3 separate regions of the Homo sapiens genome follow, and all the other regions are linked to region 1. Evidence: chromatin contacts called from ENCODE Hi-C or POLR2A ChIA-PET data. All regions are on one chromosome and are shown on one strand. Each heading gives the region's core, a stretch centred on a gene start or an enhancer-like site at or near the end of the contact. The rest is flanking DNA. Distances are from core to core; before and after follow the strand shown. Region 1 holds the start of HPS1-AS1 (HPS1 antisense RNA 1). Region 2 holds the start of DNMBP (dynamin binding protein). Region 3 holds the start of SCD (stearoyl-CoA desaturase).

Region 1 (3,865 bases), core at 322-2,821:
TAACAAGCATTGGTGAGGATGTGGAGAAATCAGAATCCTCATACATTGCAGTTGGGAAATGGAAATTACCAGTAGGGGAATGAATAAGTAAATAACAGCATATCCATTTGATGGAATTCATTCGACCACTGAAAGCATAGTGAGTGAACGATCTCAACGGTGGGCTGAGCAAAGAGATGCGTGTGGCAGGGCTATGTGCTGTAGATGGGGAGTTGGAAGAATTTGCCCTAAGGTGGGCTGGAAGGGGTGGGTAGTGGGTTGGGGGGAGTGATGCTCTCTTTGATCTGCAGGTGGTGGAAGTATTGATTCTTAGCCTCTGCCTTTCCCCCAAGAGATGCTCAATCTACTATATCCCCAGCCAGTTCTTGCAACCCATACCTTGCTGGGCTGGGCTCAAAGCTCCCAGGTGGCACCCAGGCACTGAGGGGTGGACTGTTCGGGGATTTAGGCCCTTCCAGAGCGCCCCCTCCACTTCCAGGCACCCCCAATACACATACGATTTTTTAAAATAAATATTGCAAACATAGGTTCAACACAAAACTCCTAATGTGCACTCCACTCCCAAAATAGATTGAGAACTCCTATAAATTCCAGCGTTGGCACTCTGGGGGCAACTGAGCCCTTCTGTGCGCTATGTCACCTCCCCAAAGGTCAGGGAGAGCAGTCACAAAAGGACAGCTCTAGCCCCAGAACTTCAGTTCATTAGGCAAAGCCTGAGGTTCCGGGGCATGGGGAGGAGAGAAGGGATCAGCTGAGGAGCCAGGAAACCTGGGTTCTGAGCCTGGTTCGGACCCTCAGCAAGTTATTTCTTCTCTCTGCGCCTCCGTTTCCTCTTCTGTAAAATGGGGCATGGGCAAGGCCTGGCAGGGGCGGGGCTCGAACCCGCGGAAGGCGACGGCGGCTCCGGCCCCTCCCGGGGCGGGCGGTCACGTGCGCGATCACGCGGTCCTACCCGGAAGCGCGCCCGGGCTCCTGCAGGCGGGGCGCTGTGCGCGCCGCGATCCGGTACGTGGGCCTCCGGGCTGTCCCCTCTGGGGGCGGCGATCCTCCCTCCGGAGCCCCCCTTCAACCCTCCCGGAAGTGAGGTAGGGTCCCTAGGGGTCCCGGAGCGGGCCCACTCCTAGCCTCACCCACTCCGGGCGTGTGGCCGTGGGCCGGTCGCTTCCTCGCTCGGGGCCAAAGTTCCTCAGCCGTGAAGAGGGGTGGATGTCACAAGTCAAGCCTCCTTCCCAGGGTGGCCGTGAGGTTCGGGGGTGGGGGGAGGTGGGGATTTGGGGTGAAACTGGACAGAAACTGGCGTGCTAGGCAAACGGGAGCCCCGCGGCGGCGAACTGCTGACTCGCTCTCTCCAGAGACTCAGGGGCAGGGCCGGGCTCCGAAGGTGTGGGACCCCAGAAGGAGCTGCTGAAGACGGGACCAAGGGCCACAGGGAGGTTTGCTGGGGTCCAGATGGTGAAAGTGGGCGCTGGGGGTCGCCCCAGGTTGGCCCCCCGCCATCTGGAGCTCCTTTCGTCAGTGAGTCCCCTCCGAGTTCCCTTTCTAGGGCAAGATAGCGAGGTGAAGCGGAAGTCTCAGTGTGACACCGGCGAGGTTCTCTTCCCAGCAGCCTTTGGGAAGCATCCCCCTGTTTCGGGAATATGGCATTCGGGCCAATCATGTGGGTGATGGAGCCCGTCTCAGGGTTCGGCTGCTAAAGGCCGAACTCGTAACAGCAGTCTCTGTGGCGGGTAGTCACTTGCCTCTTACTGGCTCACAGTGCTTGACTTCCTAATTAAGTTTTCTGTTGTTCCTGCCCTCTATTCAAATATGAATGATTCCGGAACCAGATTGATTAATCCTGTTATTTGAAGAAGGGAAGCTGGGAAATAGGAATAATGATCCCCACACCTATGTAAGAACGCAGTTTGCTAAGGTTACTTTGCAGCTTGCCTGGTCACTCCCATGATCTAACCCTGTAGGGAGGTAGAGTAGGGGATGTTGCTCTGTTTCTCCGCAGGAGTTTGAGGCTCAGAGAGGTTTATGGGACTTGGCAAAGCCAAAACTAGAACCTGGTCCCAGATGCCTTTCCTGTTAGTTTCCTTCCATTCATCGTATCATCCCAGGATCCCCACTCCCTTCACCGGGACTGCATCCTCACCACCTGGGATGTGCTATGCTGTCTCCCGTCAGTCACTCCTAGCAAGCTCCCTGGGGCTGCTTGGGGAGCTCTGAGTGACCCGCAGAAGTGAGAGCACTTCATGGGAACAAAGGAGGAAGGAACAAAAGTGGGCACCTGCTCTGTGCAAAGGGCTGTGCTGGCCGGGTTCCTATTCTCCATTATGGGAGGTGAGGGGCAGGATCCCAGATATGTTCTTAGCAGACTGCCTCAGGGCCTGGAGAGACCAGGGACCACGCAGCCCTTCTCCAGCTTGTCCTTTCTCAACGGGCAGCAGTCAAGACCAGGGCATCTGCCTGCCCTCATATTCTCTCTGTTTTAAGCATTTGCAGGACCAGGGATGCTGTGCTGCTCTCCCATGAGCCAGTCACCGAGTCGGTCTGCTGCAGCCCTTTCTGAACCTCTGGCCGTCTGGATGCTCCACTGTGCTTGCCAAGGTAGATGATCTTGCCCCACCTGGGGAGGACAGGGAGGCAGGCAGCATCCACCCTGGGGCTTTGGGAGGCAGATGGAATGAGGTAGGCAGTGGACTGAGTGCTACTGGGCTCTGCACACCTGCTCATCCCCTCCCCAGCCCTGCATCCTGAGGCCACCCCCATCCTGATGCCTCATCTCTCCTTCACCCCTCGAATCCAGGCAGGTCATCACAGCCTGCTGCATCTTTAAAGCTCCTCCCAGCCCCCACCAAGGGGTGAGCACTCATTACCTGACACCCGCACCTAGATGACCGCCTTCATGACCTTGACCTGCCCATCTCCAGCCAGCCGGTCACTTCTCCGCTCACAACCACAGCCTCCATTCCATAGCCCACTGCTCCCTAACCCATACACTCTGGTCAGCTTTGTCACATGTACCTGGGAGTCCCAGAGCAGCCTCTTCAGGTCCACCCGCCTCTCCCAGCAACCTCCTTTTCACACCTGTTGCACTCTCAGTGTCTGCCTTGGCATTGAGTAATTCTGTGGGAATAGGCTGCATTCCTTCTTCACTGTGCTGTTATGTCTCCTGGCATTTGCCATAAATACCTTGGGACCAGTTGCACCAAGTTAGTTTGGGAGGAATTCAGTAAGGACCACTAAGCTGGACATGGGGATGACGGAACACAAGACCTGGAGATGCTGTGATCCTCCCAAGAAAACTGGAAATCCACTTGTGTGAGAGTTACAGCAGAGCTTCCTAATCATTGTCATGGCTTAGCGCACATACCACATGATTATATCTGCGTGACACCCTGAGGCACATAAGAGGATTTGAAACCACTGCCTGAGGCCTCTTAGCTGCAGCAGCCAGCCTGGAGCACTGTCCTCACCAGCCTGGTCAGGCTGCCCCAAGTTTTAGAAGATCGAGGGTTTGCCGCACGCAGAGGGCCATGGCACACAGTGTGGGAAGCTGTATTAAAGATCTTCCAGTGGGTGAATAGTTAAGACATTTCTTACATAATCAAGCACAGAGTGTGTGGTGTGTGTGTGTGTGGCGGGGGGGTGGGGAAGGAGATTTGGGAGGGCTGAAGACACTGGTGGCTGTGGCCCTAGAAGCTGCAGCCTACTAGGTACAGGGGCTTTAGGCAGCCTCTGTTCTCACCATGAACAGGGAGAGCAGCATTTGAATGAAACTTCTGTGGTGCTGAAGTAAATTCAGGGGCTTTGAGGCTCATCTTCTGGAGCTGTTTTTTGTTTGTTTGTTTGTTTGTTTGTTTGTTTTTTCAGACAGAGT
Region 2 (3,601 bases), core at 327-2,826, 1.6 Mb before region 1:
AGAGACAGGGTTTCACCATGTTGACCAGGATGGTCTCGTTCTCTTGACCTCGTGATCCGCCGAAAAGTCACAGTTTTACAGGCAAATGAAGCATTGCTAAGAATTTTAAAGACTCTCCGAACGTTGATATTTTACTACAAAATGTTCTCTTTACAGTGTTAACATGCTTCAAAAAGCAAAGGAAAAAAAAACAGTATGGTGGCTTCTCAAAAAATTAAACACAGAATTACCACATGATCCAGCAATTCTTCTGGATATATACCCAAAAGAATTGAAAGTAGGGACTCAGATATTTGTACACCCATGTTCATTGCAGCATTATTCACCATAGCCTAAAGGTACAAACAACCCAAATGTCCACAGAAAGATGGGATAAACCAAAGATGTTATATACGTACAATTGAGTATTATTCAGCCTTCAAAAGGAAGGATATTCTAACGCATGCTACAACATGGGTGAGCCTTGAAGACATTATGCTAGGTGAAAGAAGCCACTCACAAAAGGACAATATTGTATGATCCCACTTATATGAGGTATCCAGAGTAATCATAGAGACAGAAAGTAGAATGATGGTTACCAGGGGCTGGAGAATGAGGAGTTAGTGTTTAATGGGTACAGTTTCAGTTTGGGAAGATGAAAAAGTTCTGGAGCTGGATGGTGGTGATGGTTGCAGAACAATGTCAATGTACTTAATGCCACTGAACTGTACACTTAAAAAGGATTAAAATGGTAAATTTCATGTGATATATATTTAACCACAAGTTTTTAAAAAGCAAAGGGAAGGAGAAACATATACAGCATGGGATGAGATTTGTGAAATATTTATTTTTGTTGTGCATGCACAGTCATAGACTCGCCGCCTTCTTCAGAATCCTCTAGGTAGATTCCAGAAACGTGAGGCGCAGCAATTCCAGCAACATAGCCAAGCTGTGTAACTTCGTGGTCTTTAAACAAACAACGGGAATACTGCGGGGATTCAGAAACTGAGTCGGAGGAGGAGTTCTGACAGCCCTGCCCAGTTCTTGCTTCTGTCATTTCTTGCTCTCAAATTCTCAAAGATGTCCTGAGAGACTTTCCTCAGAAAAAAATGGGACAGATAGAGGCGAACCCCAGCGAGTATTGTGTGGCATAATAAGGGAAACTGCCTCGGGGTAGCAAAGAGGACAGCATCACACGCAGACAGGAATCGACTTGGACTTCTCTGAATGGAATTTTGACTTTTTTCTAGGTTGGAGGGTGGTGTCGGGAGTGGGGGAACAGCAAGAGTGGAGGAACTTGTCCGCAGCCGGGGCTGCACGTAGGACTGCGTGAGGCCGAGGCCCGACGAGCCGTGTCGGCGCGCTGCGGCGGGGGCGGGCCCCCGTGCCTCAGTTTCCCCGGTGGCCGTTCTGGGAGCGACGCCCCTCTGACGTCGCGAGGCGAGCAGGGCCGGGCCGGCCGCCAGGGGGCGCGAGCGCGGGGCGGGCGCCGGAGAGGTGGGCGCGCGGGCAGCGGAGCTTGGCGCCCCCGGGGCCGCGCGGACCGCGCCGGCAGAGGCGGAAGCCTGAGCGGGAGGCGGGGCGGCGCGCTGACTCACACGGGATCGACCCGCCCGCCGCTTCCAGGGGCGGAGGTGACAGCGGGCTGGGGACTGGCGGCTGCAACTGCCTGCCGCGCCGAGGGACCGCCGGGCGGCGGAAAGCAGGTCAGAGGCCGGGCCAGGCCGGAGCCGGGCGGGGGCCGGGCGGGGAGCGGGGGTCGCGGTCCGGGGCCGCGGGCGGAGGGGACCCGCACCCCGAGAGACGCGCCGCGCCGCGCCGCGCGGCTAGGCCTGTATCGGCCCTTTCCCAGCGGCGGCGCTGTGCTGCGCTCTGTGGGCCAGGAGCCCGCGAGGGACAGTGGGGCGCAGCGGGCCCCCTCGCACTCCTGTAGTCCCCGGGAGTTGGAGGGGTGGTCAGAGCAATGCGAACGTGGGCTTTTCAAGCGGTGTCAAGCCCAGGGCTCTTTCTCTGCACCGCCCTGCCACTCCGGCAATGAGGCGGAATTTTGAGAGCTGGAAAAAGAATTCTGCGTTAGTCCACCCCGCTGATTTTACAGATGTTCGGAGCCTTACGGCATAGGAGGCCGTGATTCTGTGTCAGGGAGACAGGGACAGATGGCTTCCGAAGCAAGGGTTAGACCTGTTCAGCTGGAGATGCAGCTTTGGTCATGGTGGAGTTTTGCAGAAACCCGCGGACACCCGCGTTCCTGCTGCAGGCACAGATGTCCACCGGGCATCTGTGTCTCAAAGGGTGGTGATGCTGTCACTTTAGTAAAGGAATATTGAGGTTACCAAACAGGCCGGGGCCTGATGCAGATGAGGAGTATAGACTTAAATTTTAAGTGCAAAAACAACTTTAAATGCAGTCTCATTATTACTGCCTGTCTCATTTGTACTGTAATGAAGGGTGAATATTTTTGGCACTCACTTATTCTGGAATATGGGTAACTTGCCTTTAGGTCTGTTTTATAGTAATTCTTTTACACAAACATGAAGATCTTGTATTAAAACACTTTCATAACTAATGATGCTGTAGTATGTGGCAGGCGAGTGGTAACGCTAATATTTAGGGTTTGAGCATAGTCTAGCTCTGCTTGTTTACATAGCTGAGTTAAACGGATGAGCAGGACTGATTAATCTGTAGTAGTTTTTGCAAGACTGAAGTACCTGACAGCATTCGGGGATCATTTCTCAGTTGGTGTTCCGTTTATTACTTTCACAGCATGAATACCGACACGGTGATCAGCAAGTTAGTTTATCCTCTACCCATTTTTCTCTAAAATATTGAATTAAAGGATCTCTAAGGTCCTCTTCTGTCTCGAGTTCTCCGATTTTACATGTTAACTTGAAACACGTCACTCATTGTGATAATAAAAATGTTTTAAGAAGAAAAGATTTTTAGAATTCTGCATAATGGGGCATAGCGAATCTTCAAATTCATTATTCTCAGCTCTCTCAGTCACTTTATCAGGGTTGGGCTAAAATAAGTGAAAAGTGACTTTTCAAATTGCAGATACTTACGTGTTAAATTCACTTAAATTCAGAGGCTGCAATGGAGTGATTTCTGGAGGGTGGAGAGTAGCTCAAGTCTGGCTTGGGAACGGGGTTCGTGCAGTGCACTGATAACTTTTGCAATAAGCCAAGAACAGTCTGACTCAGAGAATGTGATAAATTGACTTTTATACAGTGTTCATATTGTGTATTTTTTGGCTGAGATAATAATAATCTTCATAAACGATCTGTTTAAATATGCACCAGTTATTTATTTGTCTTGCAGCCCCAAGGCAGGGCATTTCCCTCAACGTTCCATCAATCTCTTCCTCTTTTCTGGCTCCTGACTTCAGGTGATCCGCCTGCCTCAGCCTCCCAAAATGCTGGGATTACAGGCGTGAGCCACCGAGCCTGGCTTTTGGCTTATTTTCTAGGTTTAGTATTCTGTTGTTTCTAGAGTCAGCTAATGGATTACCTACAACATGGTATTATTACGAGATTATCTCCTGTGAAATTCTCGAATGTGCTTGATCATCTGCCAAAGCATCCTTAGAATTCATTCAGAATACTTCTGGAAAGTTTTGCAACAC
Region 3 (3,570 bases), core at 320-2,819, 1.9 Mb before region 1:
TTCCAATAAACTCTCTCCCTGAGTAGTTTCCCTTGTGCTAGCCTATGATTGCTCAACACAAACCCTAGAAAGCCAATGGTTTAGTACCATGTTCCCATGCCTCCCAGGTAGAGGGGTTTGATTCTTTTGTGGCTGGCAGGGGTGGGACAGGCAGCCAAGCAAATGACTCAAACAGAAAAGCTCTTTCAGGGAAAGCTGACTCTCCAGCACAGCACACTTCAAAGCCCACAAGCACAAGGTTCCAAAGCTCTCAACCCCCAGCATTGACAGTCCTGCATCTCAGTACCCCCAGGTTCTTCCCAGCCCACTAGGCCTGAAGCAACCAAAGAGAAATGCCTGAGAAAAACCCCAACCGGGAGGCTGGGAGGGGCTGGTGTCCTCTGTAAGATCCTACCTTATTAAAAGAGCAGTGAGTACCTGGAGGACTAGGTCAGGAGGACAGGGAGGCTGCTTACCCCAAAGCCAGGTGTAGAACTTGCAGGTAGGAATCAAAGTGATCCCATACAGGGCTCCCAAGTGTAGCAGAGACATAAGGATGATGTTTCTCCAGACATATTCAACCTTGGGGCTTGGGCCTTCCTTATCCTTGTAGGTGGGGTCATATATATCATCTTTTATATCAGGGCGAATGTCGTCTTCCAAGTAGAGGGGCATCGTCTCCAACTTATCTCCTCCATTCTGCAGGACCCTGGAGGGAGGCGCTGTAATGGTGGTGGTGGTGGTATAGGAGCTAGAGATCTGGAAGGGGGAGGAAGAGGAGAGTCAGGAGAAGAGACACGTGGAGGCAGCTGGGGCCACTCCGCTCTCTAATCACGCTGGGGGAAGGGTGGACAGTACGGACCCTTCCGCAGCGCCGTAGTTCACTGAGGGTAGGGTGTATCCGAGACGCAACGGAGAAAAGTTCCCTGAAACTGTACAGATACATTAGGGGCGGAGGGCGAGGGGGACGAGGGGCGCGAAACCTATCGGGAGGCGGCAGTAGGAAGGAGAAGTAAAGCACTCACATCCCCACGAAGACAAAGGAAAACCCGCATAATTCATAAAAGCACCAGCACGACCGGATTTTTCTTTAAAGCTTAAGAAACTAAAGTTGGAGACTCAAGTCCCCAAATTACAATCCACATTCCCAACTCACGGAAGGCAGCACAACTCGAAAAAGATGACCAAGTCCTCCGCGGAGCTCTCCCCTCTCTTCTGCCACCAACCCGTCCCCTGGAAGCCCAGCCCGCGCCTGCGACCCGGCGGTACGGGGCCAGGCTGGGAAACTCACATCGTCCTGCAGCAAGTGGGCCGGCATCTTGGCTCTCGGATGCCGGGATCACTTTCCAGGGGGCTGAGGCTCCGGAGCGGAGTTCGGGGTCGCCGGAGGACTGCGGTTTCGAAGCCCGCCGGTACGCGCTGAGCCGCGGCGCCTTGCACGCTAGCTGGTTGTCGGCGCTAGCCGCGGTGCGTGGAGGTCCCCGAGCCGGGAATTTAAAGGCTAGAGCTGGCAACGGGTGACCGTGTCCGGTATTTCCTCAGCCCCCTTTTATCCGCTGCCAAGCAGGGGCAAAGTGCGAGGAGTTGACTGGCGCGGGCGGTCCCGCGTGGAGGTAAGGGCGGGAGGGGGAGGAGACAGAGGCCGAGGCTCGCGGCGACCGCAGCAGGGCGCCGGGGATGCTGCCGACACCGACACCACACCACCCGGCCTCTGCCCCTGCCCCTGCCTCTGGGGAAATGCTAATGAGGCTTCTGTAAACTCCGGCTCGTCATTGGCCGAAGGGAATTTGGTGCCACCTCGTCCTGCCGTTGCCATTGGCTCGGCGCAATCTGCTGTTCCCTCTGCCGCCAGCTCCTCGCTCCCCCTCCCCTCTGTTTCTCCTTCTCAGCTTCTCTTCCACCCGCCGCTGGGCCTCTGCCCGGCATCCCGCGTCGGGAGCTTTCTCTCTGGAAGGGGCTGGGGACCCGGTTTGGGGCTGGGGCGCGGAGCCTAGCCCAGGACCGGCCCTCGGGCACACGGAGAACGGGTGGGTGGGCACTGGGGAAGTTTCTCAGGAAACAGTGGTGAACCCTCGGGGGGCGCCCACCACTAACATCTCCGTCCCGTCTTCCGTCCCCCCAGGCGCGTGGCAGGGAGACGTGGCAGCCACCCCAGGATCTGGAGCTTGGGGGACGCGGGAAGCCCCGCCTCCCTCCCGGGCGAGCGCGGGGGACTCGGTACGCCTGCGAACAATGGCTCTGCCCCGCCCACCAGCCACGCGCTGCTCACCCGGGACCGCACCGGACTCCGGCCGCACACACAGGCTGGCTGGTGTGTGTGTGCCTGCGCGCACGCATCCTGTTCAGGACCCGGGCGGGCAGTCCCATCCCCAAGCCCGCGCCTCCAGGATGCGTGCGGGATGTTTTGGAGATTCTTCAGACTGGCAGGTTGTAATTTTGGAATCTTCTTTGTGGAAACCGTCAGGAAACACTGACATGTGTTTTCACCCAGCAGCAGGCGAAAGGGCTTGGATGTGGAATAAGAATAGCTGGCAGGTATTGAATTATTACTGCAAGCCAATTCACAAGAATCGTTTTCTGTAAGCCTCTCTGTGACCCTGGGAGGTGGGTACCCCATTATTCCATTTTAAAAGTGAGGAAAGAGATATGGAGAGATGGAATAACTTGCCCATGGTCACAGCAACCAGTAAGTGATGGAGCTGGCAGTTGAGCCCAGAAACACCATATGAGAGCCCAAGCTCTTAATCCCTGCTCAGGACCATATTGCCCTCGGTCCCTGAGATGCTCTGACCCTACTGATCTGTCCCTGTGCCCCCATCTTTTCCGTGTCTGTAGGAGCCTTACCATGAGAGCTCAGAACCAGGCAGGCTATGCATTCACCCGGTGTCCTTCCATGCCCATGTCTTTCCCAAATACTGCCCTAGGATCCTTCCCCTGGGAAGAGGAGAAAATACGGAGTGCTGCGCCAATGATTCACTTCCCAGGAAGACAAGCACCTGGGATTTCCTGGGAGGTAGACTAAGCAGCTCCTTTGTTGGCCACTGGTCTCAGGGTCAGGCCAACTCTCTGGCCAGTGACCAGGAGACTGCATTCCAGTCCTGGCTCCCTGTCCGGTGTGAAAGTTCTGAACAAGACTGGATGATTTCAGATGTGGACAGCTCATCCAGTCATGCCTCAGAAGTACTTGGCATGTGGCACAGAAATCTGTACGTGGTCTGACCCCCTTCAGGTTCTCTCTGCAATGTCTAATTTGCTTAATTCTTTTGTTTTTTGTTTTTTTGAGAGGAAGTCTCGCTCTCTCCCCCAGGCTGGAGTGCAGTGGTGTGATCTCGCTTCACTGCAACCTCTGCCTCCCGGGTTCAAGAAATTCTCCTGCCTCACCCTCCCAAGTAGCTGGGATTACAGGCATGCGCCACCACACTTAGCTAATTTTTTGTATTTTTAGTAGAGACGGGGTTTCACCATGTTGGCCAGGCTGGTTTTGAACTCCTGACCTCAGGTGATCCACATGCCTTGGCCTCCCAAAGTGCTGGGATTACAGGCATGAGCCACCACGCCTGGCCCGGAGAATATTTTCATTCTATTTCTCTT

What was found. A loop is a pair of places that touch in the nucleus more often than their neighbours do. ChIA-PET counts read pairs that join two places held with the same protein, here RNA polymerase II (POLR2A). Pooled maps may share reads with other maps.
Region 2: a loop to region 1 is called in a map of CD8-positive, alpha-beta T cell, with 14 times the contacts of the local background. The contact joins the promoter of DNMBP here to the promoter of HPS1-AS1 in region 1. A Hi-C loop is called at or near these places in 2 of 168 maps with a recorded cell type or tissue (CD8-positive, alpha-beta T cell and naive thymus-derived CD4-positive, alpha-beta T cell) and 8 of 50 pooled maps. POLR2A ChIA-PET finds 5 or more read pairs at or near these places in 1 of 52 experiments (naive thymus-derived CD4-positive, alpha-beta T cell).
Region 3: POLR2A ChIA-PET joins it to region 1 with 10 read pairs in BJ. The contact joins the promoter of SCD here to the promoter of HPS1-AS1 in region 1. POLR2A ChIA-PET finds 5 or more read pairs at or near these places in 2 of 52 experiments (BJ and HepG2).

The regions. Positions count from the first base shown.
Region 1 is chr10:98,444,027-98,447,891 of GRCh38, reverse strand. HPS1-AS1 (HPS1 antisense RNA 1) reads right to left here and starts at 1,571. Exons shown (of 3, transcript NR_134454.1): 1 at 1,135-1,571. HPS1 (HPS1 biogenesis of lysosomal organelles complex 3 subunit 1) reads left to right here and starts at 957. Exons shown (of 20, transcript NM_000195.5): 1 at 957-1,085; 2 at 2,488-2,592. RefSeq lists a silencer at 790-1,139.
Region 2 is chr10:100,007,922-100,011,522 of GRCh38, reverse strand. It overlaps DNMBP (dynamin binding protein), which reads left to right and starts at 1,576. Exons shown (of 17, transcript NM_015221.4): 1 at 1,576-1,685. RefSeq lists a silencer at 1,284-1,803.
Region 3 is chr10:100,345,232-100,348,801 of GRCh38, reverse strand. It overlaps SCD (stearoyl-CoA desaturase), which reads right to left and starts at 1,569. Exons shown (of 6, transcript NM_005063.5): 1 at 1,271-1,569; 2 at 456-738. The coding sequence starts at 1,297. RefSeq lists enhancers at 1,205-1,444, 1,825-1,894, 1,543-2,134 and silencers at 1,675-1,724, 1,925-2,304.